2 separate regions of the Homo sapiens genome follow, and region 1 is linked to region 2. A link is an interaction called in ENCODE POLR2A ChIA-PET data of the cell type or tissue named here. Cell type or tissue: MCF 10A. All regions are shown on one strand. Links, peaks and the distances in the headings refer to the core of each region. The heading gives the core; the rest is flanking DNA.

Evidence for each region. Peaks named below come from ENCODE experiments on the same cell type or tissue, not always from the same donor. Only the 100,000 strongest peaks of a DNase experiment are listed, where the experiment ranks them.
Region 1: POLR2A ChIA-PET joins it to region 2 with 10 read pairs; 7 of 35 experiments call an interaction of 5 or more read pairs at or near these places.

What each region holds. Positions count from the first base shown.
Region 1 is chr2:173,055,733-173,064,083 of GRCh38, reverse strand. No RefSeq gene overlaps it. Among named protein-coding and RNA genes, the nearest start is that of MAP3K20, 16 kb to the left of the region's middle. In MCF 10A, for the core only: no CTCF peak of the experiment used is centred there; DNase peaks (open chromatin) are centred at 1,053 and 3,693.
Region 2 is chr2:173,131,753-173,140,103 of GRCh38, reverse strand. The region is part of intron 2 of MAP3K20 (mitogen-activated protein kinase kinase kinase 20); the gene reads right to left. Among named protein-coding and RNA genes, the nearest start is that of MAP3K20, 60 kb to the right of the region's middle. RefSeq lists an enhancer at 741-910. In MCF 10A, for the core only: no CTCF peak of the experiment used is centred there; a DNase peak (open chromatin) is centred at 5,193.

The DNA.
Region 1 (8,351 bases), core at 171-8,170, 76 kb after region 2:
TCCTTCCCCAGACTCATAGACAAATCAGGGTGGACCTTCAGTAGTCTTAGTAGAAGAGAACTTGATAGCTTGATGAATCCCTTGGGATAAATGCTAATTAGGACTTTCAAGTGTCTAAAACTCAAAGATTAGGGCTCTGAAGACGATGTAGCATAGGGACTAAGAACATGGATCTATCGCCGGGCGCGGTGGCTCACGCCTGTAATCCTAGCACTTTGGGAGGCCAAGGTGGGCGGATCACCTGAGGTCAGGAGTTCGAGACCAGCCTGACCAACATGGAGAAACCCCGTCTCTACTAAAAACAAACAAAAAAATTAGCCAGGCGTGGTGGCGCATGCCTGTAATCCCAGCTACTCAGGAGGCTGAGGCAGGAGAATTGCTTGAACCTGGGAGGTGGAGGTTGCTGTGAGCCGAGATCGCGCCGTTGCACTCCAGCCTGGGCAACAAGAGCAAAACTCTGTCTCAAAAAAAAAAAAAAAAGAACATGGTTCTATCTGAAATGATAGGACTCACATAGAGCTGGATAGAGGCCTGGGTCTGCGGCTTATGAGCTCTGTAACTTTGGGGATTTTAATTAGCCTCTCTGAGCCTCAGTTTCTTCATCTGTAAAATGAGGATAGTACTCAGGTTTTCGTCTGGATTAAATAAGTCTACATATGAACAGCACTTAAAAACAGGACCTGGCCCAGAGTTGGGTGTTCAGTAATTCTAGCTATTATTATTGTTATTATTAGTTGCATTTCGTATGCTGAATATTTGCTGTTATTATTATTGTTGTTGTTGCTATTCAATTACCTGAATTATTTGTTTTTTCCAGAGTTAGTTTTTCTCTTTATTTTTGTTTTTTTATGTTTATGGTACTAGTTTTCTCAGAGATCTCTGGTGATTGTTATTGTTTACATGTAAGAATGAAGAATTATGTTGCTTATTTTAGTTAGCTGGCATGGATTATCTCCACTATTGTGAAGTAGATTTTTCAGCCATAGGGTGCTTTCCTGAATAGGAAAACTCAATGAGAATCTTTAGTACATGATGGGACAAGTTGACCAGCAGGCTTATTGTAGGGTAATGTATTCATAATTGGCTCAGCCTGTGTGGTTGAGTCAGTGCCAGCATGCCTTGGAGTTTTTCTGTCTTATTTCGTGAAGTTATAACCCATATGGCTAATGAAAAAATGTGAGAGATTATATTGGAGGTGTTTTTTTTTTTTTTTTTTTTGAGACAGAGTCTTTCTCTGTCGCCCAGGCTGGAGTGCAATGGCGCCATCTCGGCTCACTGCAAGCTCCGCCTCCTGGGTTCACACCATTCTCCTGCCTCAGCCTCCCAAGTAGTTGGGACTACAGGCGCCCGCCCCCACGCCCGGCTAATTTTTTGTATTTTTAGTAGAGACGGGGTTTCACCGTGTTAGCCAGGATGGTCTTGATCTCCTGACCTCATGATCCGCCCGCCTCGGCCTCCGAAAGTGCTGGGATTACAGGCGTGAGCCAACGCACCGGCCTATTGGAGGTGATTTTTTAAAGTGGCAGGAAGAGTATCTTGCTGAGTATTTAAATGCAAATTTTTGCCAATGCTCAAGAGGCGTTTAAAGAAATGATTGGTTATCAAGAAGATAAAAATCAGGCCGGGCGTGGTGGCTCATGCCTGTAATCCCAACATTTTGGGAAGCCGAGACAGGTGGATCAGTTGAGGTCAGGAGTTCGAAACCAGCCTGGGAAACATGGTGAAACCCCGTCTCTACATATATATATATAAAAATTAGCTGGGCCTGGTGGCGCACACCTGCAATCCCAGCTACTCTGGAGGCTGAGGCAGGAGAATCGCTTGAACCTGGGAGGCGGAGATTGTGGTGAGCTGAGATCGCGCCATTGCACTCCAGCCTGGACAACAAGAGCAAAACTCTGTCTCAAAGAAAAAATAAAATAAAATAAAATAAATAAATTACACACACACACACACACACACACACACACACACACACACATATATATATATATATATATATATGCAGCCTCTAAGGATTTTTTTTTTAAGTAGCTGGGAAAAAATACTATCCCCTAAGCTTATCACAACTTACAGGATATGAAGAGAAAGGAAGGGTAATGTTAACGTGTATGCTGTGAATTTGTCTCCAGGTGGAATGGCAGTGACTTATTAGGCTCCCATTTCCATGAATGGATCCTCTGCTAAGTGTGCTTGGATACAGCACAGCTAGAGGAGGCTTTGAAGTTTCGGTCTTCCTTTCTTTTTCTCTCCTACCAGGCTCTGAAATGCATTAGGTTGGTGCAAAAGTAATTGCGGGTTTTGCCATTACTTCCAAAGGCAAAACCCACAATTCCTTTTGCACCAACCTAAAAAGGAAACATATTTACTGCTCCTGATGTGAATTATGACATTCATCCTGAGGAGGTAGAAGGAGCTTTTGCCAGTTTGGTTTTATTTTTATATATACTTATTTTTATTTTGTTTGTTTTTTTCAGGCAGGGTCTCACTCTGTCACCCAGGCTAGAGTGCAGTGGCAAGGTCATAGCTCGCTGTAACTTCAAACTCCTGGGCTCAAGCAATCTTCCCACTTCAACCTCCCAAATAGCTAGGACTATAGGTGCTTGCCACCAGGCCAGCTAATTTTTTAATTTTTTGTAGAGATAGGGTCTCCCTATGTTGCCCAGGCTGGTCTCAAAGTCCTGGTCTTAAGTAACCTTTCCTCCTCAGCCTCCCAAAGTGCTGGGATTACAGGCACCAGCCACTGCACCAGGCCCAGTTTTGGTTTTAAATAAGACTATTTAACCTATTTTATATCATAACAGTTTTTGTTATTCCTGTTTTTTTTCTTTGATAGTACCATTCTAAAGATAAGGGATCTTGGTAACAGGAGAGTCTTCTGTTTGCTCAGTACAAACAATATCTTCATCCTTAGCCCAAGTAGAGATTTTCAAGTTTGGAGTCAGAAGCTATGAGAAGATTAAAGTGGTCTGCATAAAAAAGAAAACATGACTTAGGGTCCCCAAGAATGATCTGCAAACTAAAGAGGGTGGAGAGAATTGGGAATAGAAAAAGGAGACCATGTGACTGGCAGCAGAGGAGAAAGAGCTCCAGACAAGATATATCCAATGAGGACTTGTTAAAATGAAATACTCTTGGGTTCTATAATGAAACCCCCTTGCCTCTGTTTTCTTCATAATATTCAGTAAATACACGGAGTTCAAGAACGCTTTGATTTCAGTGGAGTCAATTTCTAATGAAATAAACTACAGAGAATAATATGAAAACACATATGGGCCAATCATACGTATTTTAAGAGATAAACCATTTCAAATACAACTGAAGCCACTTCTTGTATATGAGTGAATCTCTTATGGTGAATACAAAGAAATGTTATTTCCTGAGTAAAGTCTTCCCATAACTGATATATGGCATATGATTTGTGGGATATTTATGAAGGGATTCATATACATACATACACACTTTTATTTTAAAGATAAAAGTTTAGAAAAAAATACTCCAAATCACTTTCCTAAAAACCTCACTTACTATATTTTGGCAAAATTAATCTCATGCTTTGGTTCTTGAACTCCTATCTGTTATTTTTATTTTGCAGCTTCAAAAGCCTGAATAAGCAGTCCTCTTGGGGACGAGAAGCTAGGCAGACAGCGAGCCTCATAGCTAACAACATATGCCTTGGAATCAGATGTACTTGGTTTGAGATCCCAACCTCTTTCATAATCTAAGTGTGTGACCTCGGGCAAGATATTTCATTTCTCTCAGTGTTTCCTCATCAGCAAATAGTGAAACTATTCATTTCTTAGGTATTTAGAATAAAATGCTTTCTGTATGTAACTGGCACATAGTGGGTGTTCAATAAATGCCAGAAGAACTGGCAGACAAAAAGCATTGATTACTGAACCAGTAAATAGCCCAGAAAATTCTCTTCCAAAGTCCACATTCAGAAAACTTTGTACTAAAAATCTGTGTTCCTTAGTGACCTTGCTTTTCTTCTAATTTAAAAAACAAGTACAGGACTTCCTCTATTTTTCTCCTAGCAACCATCTCATCGTGCTCAAAAGATTTCCATGCCCCGTGCTACAGACTTTCTTCAGTTGCTGCAAAGATGTTTTTTTCTAATGTATAAATGAACTCTGCACAATAAGCCTATAATACAACTGAGTATCACAGTTATTCCCATAATCCCCTCCACCCACGACTGTTTCAGTGTTGATTTAATGTTATTCATTTGCTTGTGTTGTTATTGGAAACAAATTCTTAATTAAAATGGCCCAGCATCACCTGGCTCACATAGAGTGCCACAAGCAATAATCCCTAATTTAATGTACACTTTGGCTTATACCTACAATTTAATTTCTGAAGCCAGAAATATAAATGGATTTTTATAATGGCTTCTGAGTATTAGGTGGGGGAAGATTAGGACTGCTAATGAAGAGCTACTTTCTTAGGAGGCATCTCGTAACAATGCATAATTGTTTCTAGGCGAGATAGACTGAGCATGTAAATGAACACCCAGGTTAGGCTAAAATCTAATTTCTGGCATGACCTATGTCTGTATGACTTGTGTTATATTTTGGCTTAGTTTCTAGTCTACTCTTTCATATATGAACATTTTATCTGTTGTTAAGGAGCATGAGTCTTTTATTCTATTTTCACTTCTCCTTTCTTTTATTCAGTAATTTGAAATGTTTTCTATTCCGCTGCAAATAACTTTTCAGTTGTGCCTATATAAAAATGTGGTATCTTGGTACAATTATTGCAGCAAAAACTTTGCAAAACTGGTGTAACCCAAGTTTGGAATACAAAGGACAGGCATCTGACAGAACTCGTAAACTGCCCCTCTAGCCCAAATCAATTTCAATGACTTAAAGCCACCATATAACTTTCTCTCCTTTTTCATCCTTTCATAATTGGTTTGGCTGAACTCTCAGGCATCCTTCAATGTTCTAAAGCACCTCTTTCTGTGGCCTCTCATTATAGCAGAGAGGCAGGAAAGGCACTAATATTTCTTGAGCACCAAGCACTCAGTATGCCAGACACTTTCTACACCTTCACTCATTTAGGACTCCCCCCAGCTTTTGTGAGGCAGGCGTTGTCATTCCCATTGCCAGATGTAGAAAATGAAGCTCAAAGAGATAAAATACCAAAGTTCACAGCTGAGGGCTATCACATTACAACAGTGTAGGCCACGGCACACACAACAGGAAGCCTGGTTGAGGAGGAGCTCTCTGTGAGGCAGTACCAATGGAGAGAAGGGTTGACTCTTGCCTAATACACACAAAGTTGCTGTCTATACTGGAGGTGGCCCTGATTGAGTCAAACCCAGGTCTACCTGATCTTCAAGCTGGTTATCTTTCTGCTGGTCCTGCTGCTTCCCCAAGAGCTAATAGAGTCACCCTGGAGAAGCACTTTCAACAGCTGGCTGCACCACGCCTGAAAAGCTCTCCCTAAACAAGAACAGTGGACCTTCCAGCCACTCCCCTTATGTGCTACCCTCACTCTAGTAGATGGTTTGTGAAAATGGCAACAGCTTTCCCCTCCTTATATTCACAACTTTGATGATATGACTTGGTTGTGCCAGACATCAAGAAAGAGAATTGTTTCTCCACTCTTTGACTCTTGGCTATCCTCTTGACCACTTTGGTCAGCAAAGTGCTGCAGAAGTCATAGTGTCTTCTTGGAGCACCAGTTCTGACCTGGGCCTCCAGAGCTCTTGCTTGTCCTCTTGCTTCCTGGGAACACTTCCCAGCCAACAAGTGATGAAACCCAGGATAGCTGGTTGGAGAGTGAGAGACTATATGGAACAGAGACAAGTCATTCCTTCTGAGGCCATCCTAGACCAGCTGACCACAAATGCATGCCTGAGTCCAGCCCTGATCTGCTAAGTCTGGCTCAGATGGCAGAACTGTCCAGTTAACCCATCAACTCATGGTTCATGGTTGTTGATTGAAAGCTTGTGGTTTTAAGTCACTAAAATTTGGAGTGGTTTATTATACAGTGTGATGGCTAATTTTGTCAAGTTGGAGGGTGTTTTTAGATGAGATTAACATTTAAATTGGTGAGCTGTGGCTAAAGCAGACTGCTCTCCATAATGCAGACGGGTCTCATCTAATCCATTAAAGGCACCTGAATAGAACAAAATGACTGGCCTCCATCAGCAAGAGAAAATGCTCCAGCAGACTCTGCCTTTGGACTTTATCTGCACCACCAGCCTTCCTGGGTCTCCACTTGCCGGCCTTCAAACTGGAACTGCACCATCAGCTTTCCTGGGTCTCCAGGCTGCCAGTCCACATGGTGCATTTTGGACTTGCCAGTCTGCATAATCATGTAAGCCAATCCTTTATAATCTCCCTTAAAGCTCATTCTATTGGTTCTATTTCTCTGGATAACCCGAATACACACAGCAATTGATAAACTCACTGATATCACTGAACAACCTCTTTCTTTATTCTTCTAAAGTTACCACAGCTTGGCTAGTGCAGAACACGTTCCCCAAGAGCTTCTGTGTCTCCTTACCTCAAGCGCTTCTCCCTGCTGGGGAGACTGAATCATCAGTCTGTCCCTCTGTCCTAAAGTGTCAGGACTCCTTCCTGAAATCGTCGATTCTCCTCCATTCCTGACAGGTCCTTGATGTTATCACCTGGAGACTTTTGCCACCTGTCTCTGGCTAAGGAAATAGATGGAGACCTGATGCAGCTTTTCCAGTCCTCTTTTTGTCTCAGGTGCTGCAAAAACCTGTTCTGAAGAGGTTTACACCAACTTTTGCTCTCATGTTTCTCTTGTACTGGTCCTCCTATTGTAGAATTCCACTCTTCCTGAGTTTTCTCTGGCTAGGAAGAGTCAGAACCCTCCCAGAGGAGGATGCAGGAAGAAGACTGGGATGGAATCAGGCGGCTCTCACATGCCCTGGCTCTAGGCTCTCTTTCTTCCTCAAATCTGGAGGGAAATGTCAGAGCCCATGAGCCCATAGTGCCTTGTGTTTACTTCCCTTTAGAGCAGGGCTTTGGCCCCAATCCTTCCAAGGTTGAATTGTCCCAGGAACAAAGATCCTGGCTTCCTGTAGCAGCATCCTTGACCTTCCCTAGCTGCCTGAAAAGCACATGCAAAGGAGCCCGAGCAAAGCGACCACATTTCCCATTCCCACGCCCTTATTCTCTGGGGGTTAGAAACATTCCCTTCACTCCTCCCATCCTGCAGTGTAAGACCACAGGCAGCAGGAGTGTGGTGCATCAACCCACAGGGCAGCAAGGATGGACAGAGGTTCTGGGGCTGTGATTGTCTCATGAGCTGCCCTGGCTTGACAGATGGGACACTGGCAAATGAAGCCTCCCTGCTCCTTGCTTGGATACCCACACACTGAGCCCTGGGTCCCCTGCCCACTCCTTCTCTCAACAGCTGTGCCATACATTGGCAGCTTCGGAGATGATGCAGGTAATTACGAGCTATGTCCAATGTAGCCCATTAAATGGTACAGCCACTGTAGAAGACAGTATGGCAGTTCCTAAAAAAATTAAACGGAATTGCTATACGATTCAGCAATCCTACTTCTTAGTATATACCCCAAAGTATTGAGAAGTTGGGACTTGAACAGGTGAATGGACAAACAAAATGTAGAATCGACATAAAATGGAATTCTATTCAGCCTTAAAAAGGAAGGAAATTCTGGTACATGCTACAATTTGGATGAACCTTGAAAACATTAAGCTGAGTGAAACAACCCAGACACAAAGGACAAATATTGTATGATTCCACCTATATGAAGTCCCAAAAAAGGCAAATTCATAGAGATAAAAGAATAGTGGTTACCAAGGGCTGGAGGAAAGGAAAAATGGGGAGTTAATGTTTGATGGGCACAGAATTTCAGTTTGGAATGTTGAAAAAGTTTTGGAGATAGATAGCAGCAACGGCTGTACGACAAGGTGAATGTACTAAATGCCACTGAATTATTTGCTCAAAAAGGCTTTAAGTGGTAAATTGTATGTTGTATATCTTTTACCACAATAAAAAATTAAAAAGTGGCCCAGTGTGGACTTAGTCAGGAGAAGGGATGATGTTTGTCTGTATGGGTGTCTGGGTCCACTACTGCTTTTGAATGCTTGCATTCTCCACAGCTCCCTCTGCTCTACCTTTAAGCCTTCATAATAAAGTAACTAAGGAATTAGGGATGGCCCTTACCAAGTGTCCTGGGCAGTGTGGTACACAGAAAGCAGTGGCCCTGCCGTTCAAGGGCTCACCATTGGAAATGCAACGCCCTGCCTCAAGCTCTTCAATGACTTCCTACTCAAAGGTCTGCATAGGCCTTACATGCTCTGAGCCCTTCTTAGCTCTCCAGCACATCTGGAAATGCTGTC
Region 2 (8,351 bases), core at 27-8,026:
GGAGGCGGAGGTTGCAGTGAGCTGAGATTGCGCCATTGCACTCCTGCCTGGGCAACAAGAGTGAAACTCCATCTAATAAATAAATAAATAAATAAATAAAATTAAGTATAGGATTGCAGGGAAGGAAAACTGCTTTTTTACTTTGCATACTGCTGAAATTTCTTGTTTTACACTGAACATGTATTACTTTTTTAACATAAAAATTTAAAATCTAGGAAGTAAATATAACATGGAAATATGTGGGTGTAAGTATAGCAGGGTCACAGTAAACAAATGGCTATGAATAGAAACTTTAAAAAGAAACATGATACTGAGTGTGTAAAATAAAATATTTAGGAATCTACTTTTCGTTTACTAACTATATCCATATTGGTTCCTTTACTTAAGTAAGCACTGGTCATTTTTTATTTTTGGAAGAGATTCCACCAAGCAAGAAAAAGAACTTAAAAATTCACAGAAAACTAAAAAGCTAAAATAAATGAAGTTATTTTACTTATAAGTAAGATAACAATCAGGGGGAAAGTAGGCACCTAATAAATGTCATTTTGTAAGAGTTTTCTGAAGAGTATAATTTTAATGTTGTTTTTAAAATCATATTACAGCATTACATTGATCCTTTTATCCTTGGTCCAAACAAGCACTGTTAGACAGCATATGGTATAGACTCAGAATAACTCAGAGAAGAACTTTCTAATAGTCAGTTTCCCAAAGATAAAAGGGACTGGCCCAGGAGGCTACTGAGTTCTCCTTCATAAGCAATCAGAATTCAAACAGGAGGTAAATGCCCATTTGTGGCAGTAATGTTTCGGAGGACATTAAGGCATCGGAAATATGGTCAATTAAAGTCCTTTCCAAAGCTGAGATTCTATTATGAGTAGAGCACACACTGGGTCCAAAGCCAGAAAAACCTCAGATTAAGCACTGTACTTCTCCAGTGTGCTTCTGGGAATCATACACACTTGCTTCATCATTTGCAAGGAAATAATGTAAGTAACAGTGCTTTACAAATGGCAAAGCACTGAGTAATATTATATACTATCATTTGAGGATACCAAGTTCAAACGTTAACAAAAGTTACTTAAGCCAGCCATTAAGCAGAACTTCTGAATGGTGAGTATGATTGAACCCACTTCCAGACAGCCTGTGGACTTTTAAAAACAGATACAGAATTCGCAGTGTCTGAAATGACTTAGCTACAATCTTGATCTAGAACAGCAATTCATGTGGTACTATGGCCCTAGCTGATAGAAGTACCAGATGAAGAAGGAAAACAAAATGACCTTTTGGTGCTAATGTTAAAGTGTTATCAAATAAGTGGCTATCATTCAGGAATATCAAACCTTCTCTCTTGTCACAAGCATCCAGTAGGCAGTTGAGTATCATTTAAAAAGCAACAGACACAGAGGGAACCTAACAGGGTGTAAGAGCTCCAAACCAGCAAACCAAAGACCTGGGCCCTTGGACTGAATCTGTTGCTACTGAACATCACCTATCTGAACTTCAAATTACTGATTGTTAAAATGAGGGCTTGGGGCTGTTGGACTAAAATAGCTATTAAAATTTCAGTTTGTGTATTGTATTCGATTTCTAAGAGAACAGAACTTTTCACAATTATGTGAAAACCCACCTGTTAAGCAAAAAACCTACACTACAGTGTCAATCCTTCATCATCTTTCAAATCTTCCCCATATTACAATGCTATGACTGTGTACAAAATATCCAAACCTTAACACATCCATAATTAGGAGTTCAAAACACACAAAATAGAAAAAGTGCATATTTCATAATCATGGACACTTTCAGATTTTAAACATCCCTTTAAAATCACAAGTATTTGCCAGGCACGGTAGCTCACGCCTATAATCCCAGCACTTTGGGAGGCCGAGGCGGGCGAAACACGAGGTCAGGAATTCAAGATCACTTTGGCTAACATAATGAAACCCCGTCTCTACTGAAAATACAAAAAAAATTAGCTGGGTTGGGTGGCGGGCGCCTGTAGTCCCAGCTACTTGGGAAGCTGAGGCAGGAGAATTGCTTGAACCTGTGAGGCGGAGGTTGCAGTGAGCCGAGATCACGCCACTGCACACTCCAGTCTAGGCGACACAGCAAGATCCTGTCTCAAAAAAGAACAAAAAATCACAAATATTTATTAATCTACGTGTCTTTTCAAATAAGCTACTTACCTGGAATAAATGAGGATGGTTAAAGTAGAAAGAAATTGCTAGGTAATTGTTCAAGTAGATTTTTGTGGCTTGTATGGTTGAGGATCACTTTTACTTTCTGTTACTTAAATGTTGATGCCCACGTGTCAACAGCACTAGTATTAGGAAATTTTATGTGGGTTACAATTAAAGCCAGTACTTTAAAAACTGTAAAAATAAAATTTCCTTCCATTTCTGCTCATAGATTCCCTTTTCTTTTTTGGGACACACAGATTCTCAAAAGAATATTTTATAAACTACAATAAGAGCAACATACCTATTCACAGGAAAAAGGAAAAAAAGAGAGGGAGAGAAAAGAGACAAAATAAAACATGCACACTTCTTACTCATATGTAATTACATACTAGACAATTTCTCTTACTTTAAAATTACTCAACCAGAAAAAAAAAAATCTTCTCAAGCTGACATTTAAATTAAAATGGATGCTTCTGTCTTCTGCATTCATACTTATACTTGCCTTCCCAAACAGAGAACATAGGGTATTTATAATTCTCTTCTGTACACATCTACACTACACCGTATCTCTCAGTAACAAGGTGACTACCAAGGCACAAAAGATCTAATAAGCCATAATCACTATTATTCTTTAGTCCAGGTGTTTTGGCAGATTCCTAGTCTAGATCCTGACAGTAAATGGGGAATTTTGCATATATAAATTTTAAGGTAAGTCATTGTGACATTTAACCATTTTTAAACAGATTAAAGAGCTTAATCAAATCTAACGCTTTAACACTCGCCAGCTACAAACACACAGGAAAGCATGTTTTCCCACGTAAAGTTCACAAACACAGCCATCAATCCTTTTTAGGTCAGGAGAGAAATTGAGAAGACCAATCTTCCAAAAATTTTCATCGCTACTCTCCCTAAAAAGTGGTGCTTCTTGCAAGAAAAGGATAGAACAAAGATCTTAATGTTGCAGGTTTGAAAGACAACCACATCAAAACCAGGTATAGTGGTCCTAACCTAAGCAGCTGGCAAACTGCAGGATGGATGTGGGCACTCTTCTGCCTAATAAAATCTGAATCAAACACTTTGCATCTGATTCTCTATGTGAGCTTTTATGCAAACTTCTAAAGTGCAAGGAATCCTGGGGTGGAAGAGCTATTCTGAGAGATTTCACATAGTTCATGTAATTAGGGAAACCACTTCCTTTGATTGTGAGTGTTCAAAACAGCTGAATTTCTCCTATCAAAGGCACTCTGTGATTTGGGTCACCTCTTTTACGTTCTCTTTCATGTTCCTCAGGATGAGAGGTGAAGCCGGAGAGCACATTATTTAGGGGAAAAAAGATCTTGCTTTTTGTTTTAGGGATTGAACTTGCACTATTCAAAAGATTGTCATTTAGAATCTTCCTTTCTTTCTCACCCTCTGCTTCTTTCCTTCTCTGTCGAGGCTCTTCAGGCACTGCAGAGAACACAATCCAAAATGCCAATTTAAAGCTGATGGAAAACTGTCAGATTGTGTGTAAAAGAATTCTAATTTTCATGTTTGGGTTTAAAACATAATTAGAGTTGTAATCTGCAGGCTCTTGATCTCCATATTATGCATTTTCTGTTATGACAGTGACTAAGTCAAAAAGAGGGAAAGAAACATGAACGAACAGGAAAAAGGAGCCCCACACCCCAAAAATCACATTCCTCCGTGCCATCAGCAAATGCTGTAAAAAGAAACTGCCACTCTATTCTTTCCCTATATTCCTGGGGTATCCTTTTTCCCTAAAAGTGGAACACAGGCTATTCAACAAGGTGGCACATGCTGCTTTTGTTACAGCTAATTTTAGCATTGATGTTGTTAAGGTATTCAGTACAACTTATTCTACAACACCTTGGTCAGTGTAGCACACAGGTTTGTCAATGAATATCTAAACTAAAAAGCAGTGAAAAATAATTCACTATTTACCAACCACTTAGATGCTCACATTTCTACTGAGTGTTTAAAGCAAGTCTAATAATCTATATGCTACAATCCCTAAGATTTTAGTTAATTTAAATTCAGTTAATTAAAATTATACATGGTTAATAAAAACTGGTGATACTAAGTTGTCACTCATATCAAGGAAAAGGGTTTTGAAGCATATGAAAAAATGTGATAAAATTGTCTAGAGTGATAATGATATCTCCTGCATTCATTATATTTGACATTTACAATTCAGAGAAATATAACTGGGCAGAAATTATCCCCATTTTATAAGTGCAGAAACCTAGTCCCAGAGAGGCTGGCTGATTTCCCAAACAGCAAAGGAGGAAAAGATCTAAAACTTTAAACACAGAAGAATAGGGTATGATCTCCTTCATTCAGGATTCTAAAATCTTCCCATCACAGTTTGAAAATCACATTAACTTTTCTGGCAAATATATCACATTTTAACTCATAATAAGCCCCAAATATAAAATGTCCTTCTGTTAAGCCACATCTTCCTCATCCTCTATCAATCCTTAGCTTTCCAGAGTCTCCATGCAGGACTTTCATTTCCGTCTGTTAACCCACTGCTCTAATCTGTTGAAATCTTTTCAGGTTCTTATTCTTATTGCACCTTTTAACATGTCAATTACTCTTCCGACTGTTACAGGAACTCAGAGTGAATCAGATGCTACCTAAATTATTAATGGAAGTATTGAATAGGACATTGAATAAAATTATTTAACTCTACAAGAATTAAATGCTCTTTATGTACTTGTAAAAGTGTTTACAAATCGCCTAATTTGTATACGGAAACTTTTTTTCAATATTTTTATTTCAGGACCAGATAAACTTTGCCATCCAATTAGTAATACATCCTCTTTGCTTCTATCAGAATTATAACCCCTAGTATATTTTGTAGCCAAAATGTATCGAACACTTACTATATGCCAAGCATTGTCCTGAGGCAGGTCCTGTTATCCTCACTTTAGAAATGAGGAGACTAAGGCACAAATATGTTAAAGAACTTGCCTGAGGACTAAGCTAGTCACGTGGCTGAGCTAGGGATTTCAACATGGGTCTGACGCCCGAATCCACACTTTAAACCACTTCCTCTGTTCTGAAGATATTCACAAGTTTCTTTCTCCCAGTTTGACTGTAAGATCCCTGTGGGTCTCCAACTTCCAGCACAGTTCTGGCATATATTAAGCATAATAAGGATGGAAAGGGCTCTGTAGCCTAAATAAAATAAAAGTAAAAAGAGCATCATAGCTGCCTGGAAATATCTGAAGGCTGCCACATGGAGGAAGTATCAGTTCCAATGTATGTAGCTCCAGAGGACAGTACTAAAACCAATGGGCAGCGTTAAAGTAAAGCAACCTCTAACTAAGACCAACTAAGTCAGCAGTAATGGGCTGGGGGCAGTGGCTCACGCCTGTAATCCCAGCACTTTGGGAGGAGGACAAAACGGGCGGATTACTTGAGGTCAGGAGTTTAAGATCAGCCTGGCCAACATGGCGAAACCCCGTCTCTGCAAAAAAAAAAAAAAAAAAATATATATATATATATATATATATATATATATATATGTATAGAGACACACACACACACACACAATTTAGCCAGGAGTGGTGGCATGCGCCTGTGGTTCTAGCTACTAGAGAGGGTGAGCTGGAGAACTGCTTGAACCTGGGAGTTGGAGGTTGCAGTAAGCCAGTAAGCCAAAATCACGCCACGGCACTCCAGTCTGGAGGACAGAGCGAGATTCTGTCTCAAAAAAAAAAAAAAAGATAGCTATTGAAAACAAGGAGGGTGTCTTAATATAAGATTCCTACCACCAGAGGTATTTAAAATATGCAGATTACCAGATGATGTAGAAAATAATCCCATACTGAGAATCTCTGGTTAGGGTCAATCAGTGGTTCTCAAACCCCAGTCCACTGACCTGCTACATCAGGCATGAATGTTTTTGTTTTTTGTTTTTTGTTTTTTGAGATGGAATATCGCTCTGTCACCCAGGCTGGAGGGCAGTGGTGTGATCTCGGCTCACTGCAAGCTCCGCCTCCCGGGTTCCCGCCATTCTTCTGCCTCAGCCTCCCAAGTAGCTGGGACTACAGGTGCCCACCACCATGCCCGGCTAATTTTTTGGATTTTTTTTTTTTAGTAGAGATGGGGTTTCACCATGTTAGCCAGGATGGTCTCAATCTCCTGACCTCGTGATCCGCCCGCATGAATGTTTAAAAGAAAAAAATTTAAAATGCACACACACACAGGAGCCTCGGATCTACCCTGGAACTACTGAATCAGAGTCCTTGTTGTGGGCTATGTGTGTTTTAACAAGCCCACCACGTCATTTTGAAGCACAGCCAAAATTAGAAAGGTTGGTCTTGTGAGTTCCTGTTCAACTTAAACATACTATAATGTTATACAGCATACCTTCATATTCTCTGAAGGTATGCTCTTTAACTCTCTGAAGGTATGCTCTCAACTATCTCTTAATTTATGGTTGTATTTAAAATTCTAATGTATGACAGATGCCACAGTCCCTGAATGACTCTCACTCTCTAAATCAAACTCTGGCATCTACTCTCATTTCACTGGGTCCTTTCAGTTACAGTTATTGTGAGAAAGCTTCTTCCAAGAACTTAGTGTTAATTTGGAAACTGTAGTTTCCAAACTGTGCATCGTCTCTACGTGTTACCCAATCTGCTTTCAGATCTTATACACTTTTTATCACCATGGATAAAAACACTGATACAAGCTTCTTTAGGTAAAGGACTCAGATGTTTACATTGCTTTGCTACTAAACTATCTTCTAAAATTTTGGAATTAAATAAAAATACACATTCTTCACCATACTTCCCATTTTAAAATATGTAAAATTTAGGAAACTATTTAGAAAGATGACTCCCTAAATTTTATATATCTCTATCACCAACTTAAGTAGAGAAACATTGAAGGACTGTGTAGGAGTGAGCCACATTTTTAAATCAATAAATACTTTTGAGTACCTACTGTATGTAAAGTACTGTTGAGGGCATGGAAGTGGAAAAGAGAAACGCTCAGGATACATTTCTAACATTTATTTAATACTATGTGCTAGGCACTGTGCTAAACACTTCTTGTGTGTTCTCTTTTAATTCCCTTAACAAGCTACCAAGGTTAACTTCATTTTGCAGATGAAGAAAGAGATTTAGTGGTTGTGTAATGGGCCCTGGGTCACAAAGCTAACAAGTGGTACAGCTGAGATGGATTCAAATTCAACAACCACTTCTGAGCCTGCACTCCTAGTCACTACACTATACTGAACCCATCCCTTTAACACCACACTACATATCTGACAGGGGAGGGGAAAAGCTTACAAAAAGCAACTGAAGACAAATGCTTGGCAGAGGTGGAAAACAGAGAAAAACTTTAACTCTCCTGGGTGGAGGCAAGGAGGGGCTAGGGCTTTGAAGGAAGGGTGTTTTAATGACAAGAAGCGCCTGAGGGGCAGGGAAGGGGTAGAAATGCATTTCAGCTGGAGTCCGAAAAAGCACACTGCTCATTCGGAGAGGATTCTTCCCTCTCTTAAAGCTGATACACAGCCTACATGGGGTGCAAGGGGTGGGGAGTCAGCCGGAGGAGAAGACGAAAGCTTTGTTGAGGGTGACTTTTGTAAAGGGACTAAATGCCATATTAAGGATTAGAAGTTTTCTATAGGTAATGGAGAACCAACAAAAGTTTCTCCATTTTTGTGCAGAAATGACATGATCTGATCTGTTTTTTCTTCTTTTTAAATTTGAGGTCCATATGACAGATGAATCAGAAAGGGGGAATAACCAGAGGCTGAAAGGAGTGATAAGTATGACTTGAATTAAGGGAAGGAGAGATGGGGACAAGAAAGCATCAATTCAAAAATATCTATGATCAACAAAACCTACATGACTGAGAATACAGCTAAACACTCATTTCCTCAGGGAGTTCCCTGACTTTCCATTCCAGGGACCTTGTTTTTGATAAGAGATGAGAATTTATCTGGGGAGAGTTAGGGATGAAATTAGGAATGTCTCTAGAAAATCAAAGAATCAGACACTCAGTCCTGGTTGCAAACCATGAAATCACACCAAACCAGTTAGCTGCCAACCTTGCCTCTGCTTCTATCACATCACATTTATTCTTAAAACTTGCTCCTTTCTGAAATCTTTGCTTTGTCATCAACCCCAAGGCAACCTGAGGTTCACAACACTG